2 separate regions of the Homo sapiens genome follow, and region 2 is linked to region 1. Evidence: read pairs that join two places in POLR2A ChIA-PET (ENCODE). Cell type or tissue: PC-3. All regions are shown on one strand.

Region 1 (8,000 bases):
TCTGCACATGAAGCCACTGTACACAAGTTCCAGAGGACTTTCACTCCCCCATCAGATGCTGCAGCCCCATCTGAATGCACTAGAAGTTAACATACCACCACTGGGAAAGCAGACAGAACACCACATTCCCTTTTCATGAGCCTGACAGCAAGTCTAGGATGTTTTCACAAACCTGTAAATAACCTGGTCCGGCTGGCAATTTCTTCTAAATGTTGACTCTCTGTGAATGTAGTGACCAGGGTTACCAAAACATGAAGGGGTGGTGGGAGGAAAAGGCAAGGAGGAGGAGGTTATCCTCAATATAACTTCTGCTTTTGAATCTTTGCAAAAGCCTCATGATTACTCCCAAAGAAGTGAACATGCATGCTATAATTTTACAATTATATTATTAAATAAGCAGATCCACTTCAATTGAATCAGAAAAAGTGTTAAGTTAAATAGGATGGGGTAAGATTTCTGAGGGCACTAGAGTTGACTGAATTTTCTAGTACTTAATGAAACAAGAAAGTATATTTTGTACTATACATAAATAGAGCAGAAATTTTAATCACCCTATAAAACATTCATGTTTGTGGCTTATTTCACTGCAGAACATGAAGGGTTTTGAGTTTTATTAAATCTTAGGAGAGCAACTATTCAAACAATGAATTATTTTCTTGGGTACCTGGTAATTGCTAGTTTGCAATATATTTTAAGTGGAAGGGGGTTAATTTACCTTCCGCGGAGCCAATGCTTTAAATTGTTCTTAAAGGAAGAATTTAAGGACGCCACTCTGAGAACATGAATTCCAGGTCATTAGTTTCAGTTCCTGATGGCCAGAAACAACATCTGGGCCTAATTATTTGTATGTGCATCTAGCGGGCAATTGGTTGGCTAATTAATATATTTTAAGAGGTCAGCATTTTTAGTGATAGAGTTGTAAACACAAGACTTATTTTGTCTAAAGAGCAAATGCTAATTTTGTAGGCTTCCTCTACGATAGAGACTTCTCAGTATTATCTTACACTAATATGACCACAACCGTTGGTTACAGAGTGTAGACAGGGTCAAGAACATCTATCTTGGGATGCTTCAGCACCTAGAGACCACCATTGTAATCTGCCATTAGCTAAGCCCAGAAACCCCAACAGGCAGAAAAAACTTACTGCTAAGAAGATGAATATAGGGTCTCAGATGCAGTTTACTGGCTTCATGAATTCATCCCCTGGGAGCAATGGAATGGACAGGCCAGGACCCCAGAATGTCTCCACCCTTTGTCTTTCACAGCCTAAGATTCTGCCTTGAGCCTTCCATTTCCTTGGTCCCTGCATCTCTAGAAGTCCTTTGTAAAAATTAAATTACCCTGAAAGCTACAAATTGCATGCGTATGCTACAACAAATGGTTTCAGATTTACTCATGCTACCTAGAAAAGCATCCAGCCAATGAGACCTAGGACAGATGTGTGCGAGGGTAGAGAAGAAGGTGTCAGAGCTTCAAGGCATGCCCAGGACGGAGAGGTGGTTCCACAGTGTGAAAGGCTGAACAGCCAGGGAATGCCAAGGCTGTGACTATAGACTGAAAAATTACACACTTAAAGGGAGAAGGGAGGAGAGTAGAGATCCCGAAGACCAACGTCCCTGCCTCCATTTGTATCCAACCCTGACAGGGCAGGGCCCTATGCAGTTTTCTTTGCACACAGTGCACCCAACCCTCAGAGTCCCAGGGAGCTTTTAAAAAAGAGGATTGCTTTCATTCATTCTTGAGTTTTAAGATCATTGATGACACCACTCTTTAGGCTCAACAACTGAGAAAAACTCTGATGAAGGGAAAAACATACATTGGGCCAAGCATGGTGGCTCACGCCTATAATCCCAGCACTTTGGGATCTGAGGCGGACAGATCACCTGAGGCCAGGAGTTCGAGACCAGACTGGCCAACATGATGAAACCACGTCTCTACTGAAAAAACAAAATTAGCCGGGCGTGGTGGCACATGCCTGTAATCTCAACTACTCAAGAGGCTGAGGCAGGAGAAATCGCTCGAACCCGGGAGGTGGAGGTTGCAGTGAGCCCAGATTGTGCCACTGCACTCCAGCCTGGGCAACAACAACAAACAACAACAAACAACAACAACAACAACAGAAACAGATACATTAAAGGCTCTTGATAACTTGGTTGTAAGGAGGCCACATTATAGCCACGGGAGGCAGCACATTGGAGTAGCAGGCCAAGAGTGTGGGCTGAGGAGGCAGAGGGCCCAATTTTGGAACTACTCTGACACTTATAAGCTGTGTGACCTTAGGCAGGGTGTATTCACCTCTTGTGTCAGTTTATGCATCTGTAAAAGGTGGACAGCAATATGACTTGATTCATATGGCTACTGTGAGGATGAAATGAACAAATACATGTAGAGACCATTCAATGGTACCTGGCACATAAGCACTCAACAAACATTACAGGGCACAGTGGCTCACACTTTGGGGATGCCGAGGCAGGATCCCTTGAGGCCAGGAGTTTGAGACCAGCCTGAGCAACATAGCAAGACCCTGTCTCTAAAAAAAAAAAAAAAAAAAAAAAAAAAAAAAAAATATATATATATATATATATATATATATATATATATATATATATATATATATATATATATATAAAGTTAGCTACATGGTGGCATGCACTTGAGGTCCCAGCTGCTCAGGAGGCTGAGGCAGACAGATTGCTCTAGCCCAAGAGCTCAAGGCTGCAGTGAGCTGTGATTGTGCCACTGCACTACAACCTGGGTGACCGAGCAAGGCCCTACCTCTAAAAATAATTTTTAAAAAGTTATCAGATATTGGCAGGGCACAGTGGCTCACGCCTGTAATCCCAGCACTTTGGGAGGCCGAGGCAGGCAGATCACAAGGTCAAGAGATCAAGACCACCCTTGCCAACATGGTAAAACCCTGTCTCTACTGAAAATACAAAAATTAGCTGAGCGTGGTAGCGTGTACCTATAGTCCCAGCTACTTGGGAGGCTGAGGCAGGAAAATCCCTTGAACCCGGGCAGTGGAGTTTGCAGTGAGCCAAGATCGTGCCACTGCACTCCAGTCTGGGCAACAGAGCAAGACTCTGTCTCAAAAAAAAAAAAAAAAAAAAAAAAAAACTGTTACCAGATATAATCTTTATTGTATATAAATCATCATGTTCCATGAAATGAGATGTGATGCTCAGGGTTCCATAATCAGAAAAGCTCAACTAATCTCCATTTCCATCAGCACCACATCCCGACAAATAACATTGAAAATGGAAAAGAAAAGCAAGCGAGCCCGTGCATGCCACGCGTTCCTTTGCACGACTTCCACACACATTATGTGTAAGTTGCTGGGGGTCATGAAATAATGACTACAAGTACTCTGACCTCCTTGGAGAAACGTTCTATGTAAGTACTGAGGATTATGTTACTGGAGAAATTGTATAAGGAAATGGGGCCTCCCACACTGAAGTTGAGGCATATTCCATAAACACTCTTAATACATTAAAAGAATTTACATGTTTTTTTTTTTTCAAACAGCAACCAACTTTAAATGTTAGGAGCCAATACAGACACTGTGACATCCAAAAATACAGGCATCTTACATTGTTTTCAGACAACCAACTAATTCTTAGAAGTGCTTTATGCATTCTCTCGGGCATGAAAAGGTGGGGAGGTGGGCAGGCAGAAATCTCCCTGTTATTTCTAAGAGCTCTGAGAAGTGATTTGGTCGCACTTACAGCAATTTTAATTCACCGCATGCCAAACTGAAAGAAAGAACAACATCACGAAACAAAATCCATCACATCTTCAAAGCTATCGAATGCACAGCCAGAAAAGAGTCATGACAGGGATGTGTCTGACCACAATTTCAGGATTTCTAGAGAGCCTGGGTCTCAGGGAAGCAGAGCTGAGCCTGATGACAGTGCCCAGTGACACGTAGCTATGTCATACATAGGTAGAGGAAATAGTAAAATCCATCCTGAACCGACTGAAGCAGAAACTTTTCCCACTGCCAGCAATGAGCTGCGTGATCAAACACATGGATGAAAGCTTCCTGGACCCCCGTTTGCTCATCTGTAAATTGAAGGAGTGGACAAAGCAGAGCTCAGAGGTCCCCCCTCCCAGTTCTAAGTTTGTGTCACTGATTCCCTTTATCCCTAGGACCTCGCTATGCAATGCTTTCCTTTTCTCTGTCTAGCTGCGTCCCTAAAGCCGGGTCACAGACAATGCGTGAGTTTGTTGGAGCTCATGTGTAGTTCTCCAGACACACTTCAGTGGCCTCACCAGGGCTCAGGACCCCTGCATACAATTGCATAGTTTTGCCCTGTACGTGGGCACCCAGCTGAGAGTGCCGAAAGGGGCCGAAATCCAGCCTGCACTCCCTCTATCAGCCTAAAGGAAGGGATATCTTTTCCCAGTTGAAAAATAAAGCATCATACACAGTAGCTACAGCCCTATCTGGAAACACAAACCTTTTCACAAACACAGAAAATATAAAAATAAGTAAGCAAATGGTCATTTAGTCCAACATGTAAGTTTTAAGATTTAAATGCCCTTTAAATAGAGGCTGATTCCTTATAGCATCCCAATCTTCCCATTTTACACTGATCGGTCTTGCTTAGCAAGGCAAAAGAGTTTCATACTTCATTCTCGGTGTACGGTATTCCAATTCCTAAACACCAACTTTAGTTGCTCTTTTCAGAATATTCCCCCTTGTGATATTCTGGGTATGTTTGCATAGAGAGCAAAGCCTTTTTGAGCCTAAGTTTAAGCATTTGTTGTAAACAAACTACTTGGACCACACTATAAATACTGCCCAAGTTCTCAGCTTTGACATCTGTATGTGTGCTTTTTACTGCTTCCCTGATAGAGGGATTTATAGACAGTACTGCCCACCTAAGTCAAACAGCCTGTTCCCATTTTCTGCCTCAAACAAAAGCCCAACACGTATTTTTTTTAAATATGATATAAAGTAATTCAAAAATACTTTCTGAAATACTTAGAAAATGTGATTCACGGAAGCAATCAGCAAGAACTCTTCTCTCATTGGAATAACTATAATTCTGTGGCCAAAAGGTCAACCACATATTTACAAATGTCCCTTTTTTTGTCCAGACATACCAATACCTGGCAGACTGTGGGACAAAGGGAAAATGTATAAATAAATACATCTTTGTAAACTATTTCTTCCCATGACTACTCAATGATCATGGACTGGGAGGTGTTTTTTTTTGTTTTTGTTTTTTAAAATACGTATTTTTTTCTCCCCTTGGCCAACGCATTTTCCCTGGAGATAGTCCAACAATATAGAGCTAACATACTTCCACTGTGGAATTCATCTGGAAAATTTTGCAACTTAAGAAAACATCTCAGCCATCTGAGAGGCGTCTCTATGGATCTGCAGACTGGAGACCAACAACACAGTAAATATTTTTGGTCTAGCACAAAAGGAGTTTGGTAATTTGTGCAACTGAGCTTATTTATTTACAATAACTCACTGAAGAAGCTGGGACACTGTTCACATGCATTTGGTCTGGGGGTTAAGAATCCAGAGGGCCAAATATACACAGTGCCTGAGTCAGAATAGGGGTTCAATAAATATTTGTGGAACAAATGAGTTTTGAGTCTTATATTCATTAGCTGACTGTTCTGATGCCAGACATTTAATTCTTGGAACTTTAACTTCCATAGTTAATGAAATGGGGTGAGAACAAGTCAATCCTCATTACTCAGGTAGTTTTATTCTAGAAGGTAACCTCAGAAACTGAGTTGGCAAATACTGAGTCATTGGGGAAACACAGCGTGAGGTTCCCATAAGCCTCTGGCCACAATATTCTCAACCAATCAATATATAACCTTGTTTTATGTATATTTCTGTTTAAAGACACCTTATTTAATAGATTCTGTTGGCCCGGCATGGTGGTTCATGCCTGTAATCCAAGCACTTTGAGAGCCCGAGGCGGGAGGATGACTTGAGGCCAGGAGTTCAAGACCAGTCTGGCCAACATGGTGAAACCCTGTCTCTACTAAAATACAAAAACTAGCGGGGCACAATGCTGCGCACCTGTAATCCCCACTACTTGGGAGGCTGAGGCAGGAGAGTCGCTTGAATCCAGGAGGTAGAAGTTGCAGTGAGCTGAGATGGCACCACTGTACTCTAGCCAGGGCAACAGAGTGAGACTCAGTCTTAAAAAAAAAAAATCACTGATTGATCCATGTTGAAGTTACAACCAGCAGCATTGTAACTCATGCTTTAACAGAGCTTATCTGGCATATGCACTTTCTCACAAGGCACATCACAGCCTTCTTGCATTTAGGAGCACTAGACATGTCAGCACTGCTCTTGGGGGCCATTTTAAAACAGTGAAATCACCACCAATAACAAAAACACAAGACAGAACTGCACAGACTGCAGAAGGGTACTTGTTTACTGTATGACAGCTGACACCAGAAGATAGTCCCATTCTGTGACCTCAGCTGGGAACGTGCATAGTGGGACACTCATTTTTCACAGCTCTGGATGTGTCCTTGAATGACCATGAAAGTTCTGTACTGATTTGGAGATTACACACATATTTCAGCAAGTACATCAATCTGCAAATTTACAACGTATATTACAAGGTGGATTACATTATTTGTACTCTACAAATAGAGACCAGTTACACTTTGTCATTTCCTAAATATTTTTTCCCACCTCAATGCCAGCACCATGGTAGGAAGGTGACCAGAACAGACAGGTTCCTTCCTCACTGCAATAATAGCCTAGAGGGGGGAAATTACACAAATAGTCATCCAAATGTATAATTACAAAATGTGATTACTGCATGATGTAGAAGCCACAGGAATGCATTGAAGGAGGCCATAATCTAACAGCAGGTTCAGGGAGACCATGAGAGCTAAGCCCAGTCATAAAGTGCAGGCAGGAGTTAGCCAGGTGGAGAGGAGGGCATGCTGGCAGGCAGAATAGATGCAAATGCTCTAAAGCGAGTTTATAGGTAATTCATCCAGGTAATACATAAAAAGGTGCTTTATACATTCTAAAATCCTGTGCAAACATAAGTTTCTTGGTGTACACCTGTAGTCCCAGCTACTTGAGAGGCAGGAGGATGAGTTCAAGCCCGACCTGGGCAAAACATCAAGACCCTGTCTCAAAAAAATAAACATATATAAGGTTCTATCACAAAGGCTCACTATAGCAAAACAAAACCTAGAGAATGACTCCAAGTTCAATGTGCTTCATTTTTTAAAAAAAGTGAAAATACAATTCAACAAATTACTTTAACAAAGATTTACTGAATATTTCCCATGTGCTAGGCACCAGGCTTGGTGCTAGGGATAGGGATAGGAAGAAGGATAAGATACTTTTCTTACTATCATGGAGCAATTGCTGAGAGAAGAAGATCCTAATGGGAAGTAGATTGTGCGCAAGCTTTCATAAAAGCAATGCCAGTCAGAGAGGAGGTAACTAGTGGTTTTTCTTTAGAGTGGTTGTGAAAAATGCACAAAGCAGGTAATATCTGAGCTTTAGTAATGAGGGTGTGAACTTCCTGGAATAGCTGGAAGGACATTCCAACAGAAGAGAGAACATCAAGTCAACATATGTCCTGATTTGCCTGAGACAGTGCCAGTGTTTGCCTATTTTATCAATGTGATTATGAAGAGTGCCCCTTTCATTTTTAAAATCATCCTGATTTGGATGACAAATTCTTCACTGATGCTGCAGAGTTCTGTGAGGCTGGGCCTTGAGAGCAAGGAGGATGGAAGAGATGTAGTTATGGATTGATGTCAGCGGGTAGACCAAGCCAGGAGGATGTCTCTGTAAGCAGAGTCAAGCAGAGCTGGGTACGTTTGGGGGACTGTCTCAGGAAGATGACTTTCAGCAACATGAGAGTCAGAAGGAAGACAATTCAGAGGCTGAGACCAGAGGGCATTATTCAGGGCAAGAGATAAGCTGAGTGGCAGTAGGGATGTACAGGAGTTCCAATTCATGAGACTGTCATGAGGCAGAAGT
Region 2 (8,000 bases), 120 kb after region 1:
TCTTCACAGAATTGGGAAAAACTACCTTAAAGTTCATATGGAACCAAAAAAGAGCCCGCAGAGCCAAGACAATCCTAAGCAAAAAGAACAAAGCTGGAGACATAATGCTACCTGACTTCGAACCATACTACAAGGCTATAGTAACCAAAACAGCATGGTACTGGTACCAAAACAGATCTATAGACCAATGGAAGAGAACAGAGGCCTCAGAAATAACACCACACTTCTATAACCATCTGATCTCTGACAAACCCGACAAAAACAAGAAATGGGGAAAGGATTCCTTATTTAATAAATGGTGCTGGGAAAACTGGCTAGCCATATGTAGAGAGCTGAAACTGGATCCCTTCCTTACACCTTATGTAAAAATTAATTCAAGATGGATTAAAGATTTAAATGTTAGACCTAAAACCGTAAAAACCCTAGAAGAAAACCTAGGCAATACTATTCAAGACATAGGCATAGGCAAGGACTTCATGACTAAAACTCCAAAAGCAATGGCAACAGAAGCCAAAATTGACAAATGGGATCTAATTAAACTAAAGAGCTTTTGCACAGCAAAAGAAACTACCATCAGAGTGAACAGACAACCTACAGAATGGGAGAAAATTTTTGCCATCTATCCATCTGACAAAGGGCTAATATCCAAAATCTACAAAGAACTTAAAAAAATTTACAAGAAAAAAACAAACCACCCCATTAAAAAGTGGGCAAAGGATGTGAACAGACACTTCTCAAAAGAAGACCTTTATCTCATCATCACTGGTCATCAGAGAAATGCAAATCAAAACCACAATGAGATACCATCTCATGCCAGGTAGAATGGCAATCATTAAAAAGTCAGGAAACAACAGATGCTGGAGAAGATGTGGAGAAACAGGAACGCTTTTACACTGTTGGTGGGAGTGTAAATTAGTTCAACCATTATGGAAGACAGTGTGGCGATTCCTCAAGGATCTAGAACTAGAAATACCATTTGACCCAGCGATCCTATTACTGGGTATATACCCAAAGGATTATAAATCATGCTACTATAAAGACACATGCATATGTATGTTTACTGCAGCACTATTCACAATAGCAAAGACTTGGAACCAACCCAAATGTCCATCAATGATAGACTGGATTAAGAAAATATGGCACATATACACCACGGAATACTATGCAGCCATAAAAAAGGTGAGTTCATGTCCTTTGCAGGGACATGGATGAAGCTGGAAACCATCATTCTCAGCAAACTATCACAAGGACAGAAAACCAAACACCGCATGTTCTCACTCATAGGTGGGAATTGAACAACGAGAATGCTTCGACACAGGGCGGGAAACATCACACATCGGGGCCTTTCAGGGGGTGGGGGGTCTGGGGGAGGGATAGCATTAGGAGAAATACCTAATGTAAATGACAAGTGTATGGGTGCAGCGAATCAACATGGCACATGTATACATATGTAACAAACCTGCACGTTGTGCACATGTACCCTAGAACTTAAAGAATAATAATAATAAAAAAAGAAAACCTAAAAAAAAAAAAAGGAAAAGTCAGGGAAGGCTATTTTTCAAAAATATTCATATTGTACAGTTGATTGGATAAAGAAAATGTGGTATATAGACATCATGGAATATACCATGCAACCATACAAAAGAATGAAACCATATCCTTTGCAGCAACATGGATGGAGCTGGAGGCTGTTATCCTAAGTGAAACAACTCAGAAAATCAAATACTGCATGGGCGCTAAACAATGGGTACACATGGACATCAAGATGAAAATAATAGATACTCAAGACTTCAAAATTGGGGAGGTCGCTAGGGGTGTAAGGGATGAAAAATCGCCTATTGGGTACAATGTTCATTATTTGGTTGATGGGTTCACTGGAAGCCCAAACCTGACTATTACGTAATATATGCAGGTAACAAACCTGTACATGTATCCCCTGAATCTAAAATAAAATTTAAAATGTCAATGTTGTAAAAGACAGAGAAATGTTCCAGGTTAAAGGAAGCTAAAGAGCCATGGCAAATAAAACCAATACCTGACCCTAGACTGGAGTCTATGCTGGGGGGCAAGGATGTGCGGCACACAAGGATGTTCTACAGGAAATTATTAGGTCAAAACTGACGGAAATGTAATATGGACTGTAGATTAGGTAAACGTATTGCATCCATGGAAATATATGAAATTGATAACTTTACTATGGATATGAACCAATAGTCTCTTATGTAAAAGACTATTCCTACTCCATATGGATATCTGATAGATAGATAGATAGATATGATATATACATGTATGTACGAGGTATCTACATCCCCTTTGAGAGGAAAAGCAGACACCATAATTATGCCAGGACAATAGGTGCAAACCAGGACAGTCCTGGGCAAATCATACCTTGAGTCACTGGTGTCCTTGGCTAGGACAGTTTTGGTGGCGTATTGAGTGCAAAGCCCAGTGTGTGTGGGTTCAGGAAAGAATGGAAGGAGGAAAAGTGAAAACAGTGCGTATGAACAACTGTTTCAAGAAGGTTTCTTAATGGAAAAAAAAATGAGAGAAGTTGGCAGAGGCAGGAGGCAAAGTGAGGTCCAGAGACGGAGTTTTTAAGATGGGAGAACTAGGAGTGTGTGTGACAGGGAGGAAATGAAGTCAGGAGCATTATGGTTATTCCAGATCTCTACATGAATGCCAAAGGAGAGACAGCATCCAACTTTGAGTGGCTGAAGAATCTAAATCATGTCAGCTATGGCTGTTTGACCTTCAAATATGAAAGGGAGTGTAACTACCACTTGCTAATATCTGTTCAAGAGAATTTAGCAAGAAAATTTGGAAAGCACAGTGGAACTATTCTCATTATACCCACAGCAGAGTTCCAAGACAGGATATCAGGTGCATCAGAGAAAGACACCATGCATGCTGACTTGGTGTACGCAATGGAGAGTTCTGCCAGGCAAATTTTGTGCATAGCCATGAGGTATAACCTGGGATTGGACATGAGGACCACCGTCTATGTCAACGCCATTGAGAAAGTGTTCAAAGTATACAATGAAGCCAGAGTGACCTTCACGTAGATGGCTCATGGGTGACTTCCTTGCTACCCTCTTCACCTGTAACTTCTGCAGACCTACCACAGGTTTACATGTTACCACAGAAATCCCCTTCTCTCTTGACTCATTAGATAATGGACACTATTCTTAACAAATCGATCCAAATCAGCTCCCTAAGAAGAAAGTAATTAAGGTTAGGGGATCATGTACACTCTGATGACGGTGAAAGTAGAAATCACTGACACCAGAGAGAGAGACATGTAGGTGTGTTGCCTCTAAATGAAAAGTCTCTTCCATCTGGCTGTGCAGCCTTGCTCTGTGGCTCTTCCCAACACAGTCAGCAACTGTTGCCAGGGAAGGCACAGTCAAGAGCAATCAGATGCTTACTTCTTTGCTCTGGACGAGACTGGGAAGTGCTGTAACTTTTCACATATTCAGAAGGTGACATGGGGGCCGGGCGCAGTGACTCACGCCTGTAATCCCAGCACTTTGGGAGGCCGAGGCGGGCGGATCATAAGGTCAGGAGATTGAGACCATCCTGGCTAACAAGGTGAAACCCCATCTGTACTTAAAAAACAAAAAATTAGCCGGGCGTGTGGCGGGTGCCTGTAGTCCCAGCTACTCGGGGAGGCTGAGGCAGGAGAATTCCCAGAACCTGGGAGGCGGAGCTTGCAGTGAGCCGAGATCGCGCCACTGCACTCCAGCCTGGGCGACAGAGCAAGACTCCGTCTCAAAAAAAAAAAAGAAGGTGGCATGGTCCTCACATGAGTTATTGAAGCAAAATAACTCAATTTTACAGGATGCAAACAAAAATAAAAGCTGTTTCTGCTTATTAATTTTATTCTTCTGGAAAAAAATAAGTAATGCTGCTGTAATAAAATTGCTTTTAATCTCTTAACAAGCCTAACCTTGATTCAAGCAGTGAATGCCTACAAACATAATAAATTTAAAAAGCTAGTATTTTTATATCATAAAACAGTACCATTTAGAGCTTATCAGCCATGTATTGTTATCCAGCAAAAATAAGAAGCCCTATGGAGAATTAAATTATCTTCATACCTACAAAAATGCTGGAGGGCTATTTCTGTGAAGACGGTCGGAGTTTGCTGACTATAATTATGACACATAGTCCAAAGAATGCAGTAACCTCCTTATCATGTTAACAAATTGTTCTCTTTTGAAGGTCTATGGTTGACTAATTGAACAATAATTCAAATAGAATGTTCCAGAAAAAAAAAAAAAAAGTGGGTTCCCTGTTTGGAGATTGGCTGGCCCTGAACATCCCTTGCTAATGGCCTCTACTCAGCCTGACTTTGTGTCCTCTTCTTTTAGAGGCTTTGCATTCTGCACCCAGGTGCACAAACAGTGGGTTGAAAACAACCTTGGGTTGAATGTTTTGTTTGGGAATTATTTGGCCAGGTCCTTTTGAACAGTAGTGTCCCAGTCAAATGCTAAATAATAATATATGCAAAAATGAGCTTAAAAAAAACCTGTAATGCCCTTTCAGAATTCTAACTACTTTGTAACTGCATGACTTAACCTGGTAATAAAAGCAGTTATTAAAAGTCTACCTTACAAAAAAAATCTTCTCATCTCTGTAAATCAACAGGGATGGAAAACAAACCTATACTGCCACCCAAAAGACAAAAGAATTTAGAGTTTAGTAAAAGCGGCATTTTAAATGGGGAAAAGGTACATTATTGAATGAATGATGTCAGAACAATTCAGCACATGAGAAATAAAGTGACAACACTACAAATTCCAGACTGATCAAATATTTAAGTTGAAAAGCTTATCCAAGAAAGTACTCCAATAAACTACACAATAGTTTTGTTTTACAACCTCAGAAAAGGAAAGTCCTTTCTAAGCATAACAGGAAAACCTAAACTATAACAACATTTTGTGGCCAGGTGCGGTGGCTCACGCCTGTAATCCCAGCACTTTGGGAGGCTGAGGCTGGTGGATCATGAGGTCAAGAGATCAAGAACATCCTGGCCAACATGCTGAAACCCTGTCTCTACGAAAAATACAAAAAAAATTATCTGGGCGTAGTGGTTCACGCCTGTAGTCCCTGCTACTTGGGAGACTGAGGCAGGAGAATGGCTTGAACGGGGAGGCAGAGGATGCAGTGAGCCGAGATCTCACCACTGCACTTCAGCCTGGCGACAGAGTGAGACTCCATCTCAAAAAAAAAAAGAACATTAAAAGAACATTTTGCATGGCAAAAACCATCATAAGCAGCAAAGTTGAAAGACAAACGATACACTGGAAAACAATATTTGTAACTCTTATCTCAGACAAAATGTAAACTAACCTAATATATAAAGAGCTCCTACCAACCAATTAGAAAAAAACAACATCATAGAAAATTGGGTAAAGTATAAGGAGACAATTCACAGAGAACAAATCAGATGAAAAATTACTCAATATCACCCATAATAAGAGAATGCAAAATAAAAATAAAATAAATTATGTTTTGCCTTGTTTTATCCATCAAATTATCAGTAACAAAAAGACCGGCAGGGTGTGGTGGCTCACACCTGTAATCCCAGCACTTTGGGATGCTGAGAAGGGTGGATCTCTTGAGGTCAGGAGTTTAAGACTAGCCTGGACAACATGGTGGAACCCCTTCTCTACTAAAAATACAAAATTAGCCAGGCACGGTAATGCACACCTGTAATCCCAGCTACTCAGGAGGCTGAGGCAGGAGAATCACTTGAACCCAGGAGGCGAAGGTTGCAGTGAGCTGAGATCGCACCATTGCACTCCAGCCTGGGCGACAAGAGTGAAACTCTGCCTCAAAAAAAAAAAAAAAAAAAAAAAAAAGACTGATAATATAGTTTGTTGGTATATGAGAAAACTGCACTCTTGCACATTACTCATTGAAATGCAAATTGATTGAATTTGTAATTGTAATTAAAATATTTCTTTATATTGCATTTTAAAGCTTGCTTTTTTGGCTGGGTGCAGTGGTTCACATCTGTAATCCCAATACTTTGGGAGGCCAAGGCAGGTGGATCACTTGAGGTCAGGAGTTCAAAACTAGCCTGGCCCATATGGTGAAACCCCATCTCTACTAAAAATACAAAAATTAGCCAGGTGTTGTGGTGGTCGCCTGTAATCCCAGCTACTTGGGAGGCTGAGACAGGAGAGTTGCTTGAACTGGGGCGGCGAAGGTTGCAGTGAGCCAAGATCGTGCCACTGCACTCCAGCCTGGGTGAGAGGGTGAGACTCCATCTCAAAAAATAAAAAAAAATAAAGCTCGCTTTTTAGGTAATGTCTCAATATTCAAGCATTTGGTTTACCATTGACCCTTGAATAATAACAGGTTTGAGCTGCAAGGATCCACTTACACACAGATTTTTCCCCCACCTCTGCCACCCCTGAGACCAACGCCTCCTCTTCTTGCTCCTCAATTTTCTTAACATTTTTTCTCTAGCTTACTTTATTGTAATAATCTAGTATATAATACACATAAAAATATGTGTTAATTGACCGTTATATTATCAGTAAGGCTTCCCGTCAAAAGTAGGCTATTACTAGTTAAGTTTTTGGTGAACCAAAATCTATACCTGAATTTTTGACTGCATGGGGGGTTGGCATCCCTAACACCCCACTCTGTTCAAGGGTCAACTGTATTTATATTTATATTTAATTTTTTTATGTAAAGAAAGGGTCTCACTCTGTCACCCAGGCTGGAGCACAGTGGTGTGATCATGGCTCACTGCAGCCTCAACTTCCTGGGCTCAAGCGATCCTCCCATCTCAGCCTCTTGAGTAGCTGGGACTATGGGCATGAGGCACTATGCCCAGCCTGTATTTATATTGCAAAGTATAAATAAATAGGAAATTTTACTAATTTTTCCCTAGCTGAGTACACTTAATGAATTCTTCAATTTTGAATCATCACCATCACTTGGCGAGAGCATACAACTAATTTCATGTTCATAACCTTTTGAATGAGAAATTGATCTCTTGAAAAATGAATTTATACTAGCCTTAGTGGTCTCACACACCAGTGTGTCTTATTTTTCTCCTATTAGGCCTGCCCTCTACTCCCCTCACCATCACACACACATAACAGAAACCTGAATCTTCAGATATCTTTAACCCATCAATGGCCACGTCACATCTCCACAGGAACCTCACTAGATTCTCCAGATCTCACCTTAGACTCTATCCAGAAATCAAGGTGGTGCTTTTTGTTGTTTTTTTGTTTTTTTTATTTTGTCTTTGGATCGTTAGGGGTATCAAGAGCCTTTAGCTCAAAGCTGGTCCCAGCTGGTCCACTAGATGTCACTGTCTTGTAAATTAATAGTGCTTTACCTACAAACTCCATCCCTGACATGGCACTGAAGGGACACCAGGCTAGTTCCAAAGAGCAAGTATTAGTCCGTGTTACGCACACGTCCACTCTTAGGGGAGGGACAGGAAGAGGCAGGCTGTCAGAAGTCTGGCAGGAAGGGAGGGCTCTGAACATTGAAAGAATGCTGGGGATGGGAATCTGAGTTGATCATGCAGTGTGTGGTGAAATGTATCTGAATGAAGAAGGGAGTGAGACAGGCGAAGACCCTGAACGAAGAGCATGCCAGGAAGAGGAACAGCAGGTGCAAAGACCCAGAGGCTGAGTGAGCCAGAGTCCGGTCGGGAGGAGGCTAAAAAGACAGGCCTCACGGGGACTTGCAGGGCTTGGTAAAGTGTGCCCATTTCATTCTGAATGAAATGGGAAAACATTGGAAGAATCTGTGATTTTTGGCTTTTCACGGAAAAGCCCTCAAAATCTACCTAGATGTAATCATGAGGAAACACCAGACAAACCCAAACTGAGGAACTTTCAATCAATTTTACAAATTGATAATTTGTAAATTATCAATGTCATAAAAGATAAAGAGAGGCTGGGAAACCATTTGAGAGTAGAGGAGATTAAATGACAACTAGATGCAAACTGTGGCTCTCGACTGGA

What was found. ChIA-PET counts read pairs that join two places held together with the same protein. Peaks named below come from ENCODE experiments on the same cell type or tissue, not always from the same donor. Only the 100,000 strongest peaks of a DNase experiment are listed, where the experiment ranks them.
Region 2: POLR2A ChIA-PET joins it to region 1 with 17 read pairs; 2 of 35 experiments call an interaction of 5 or more read pairs at or near these places.

Annotation. Positions count from the first base shown.
Region 1 is chr18:59,655,789-59,663,788 of GRCh38, forward strand. All of the region lies in intron 2 of CCBE1 (collagen and calcium binding EGF domains 1), which reads right to left. Among named protein-coding and RNA genes, the nearest start is that of CCBE1, 38 kb to the right of the region's middle. In PC-3, no CTCF peak of the experiment used is centred here; DNase peaks (open chromatin) are centred at 3,903, 5,793 and 6,733; H3K4me3 peaks cover 481 bases; H3K27ac peaks cover 3,775 bases.
Region 2 is chr18:59,775,931-59,783,930 of GRCh38, forward strand. It overlaps the pseudogene GLUD1P4. Among named protein-coding and RNA genes, the nearest start is that of CCBE1, 83 kb to the left of the region's middle. RefSeq lists an enhancer at 7,222-7,281. In PC-3, a CTCF peak has its summit at 7,320 (motif pointing right); DNase peaks (open chromatin) are centred at 4,181 and 7,391; H3K4me3 peaks cover 537 bases; H3K27ac peaks cover 1,341 bases.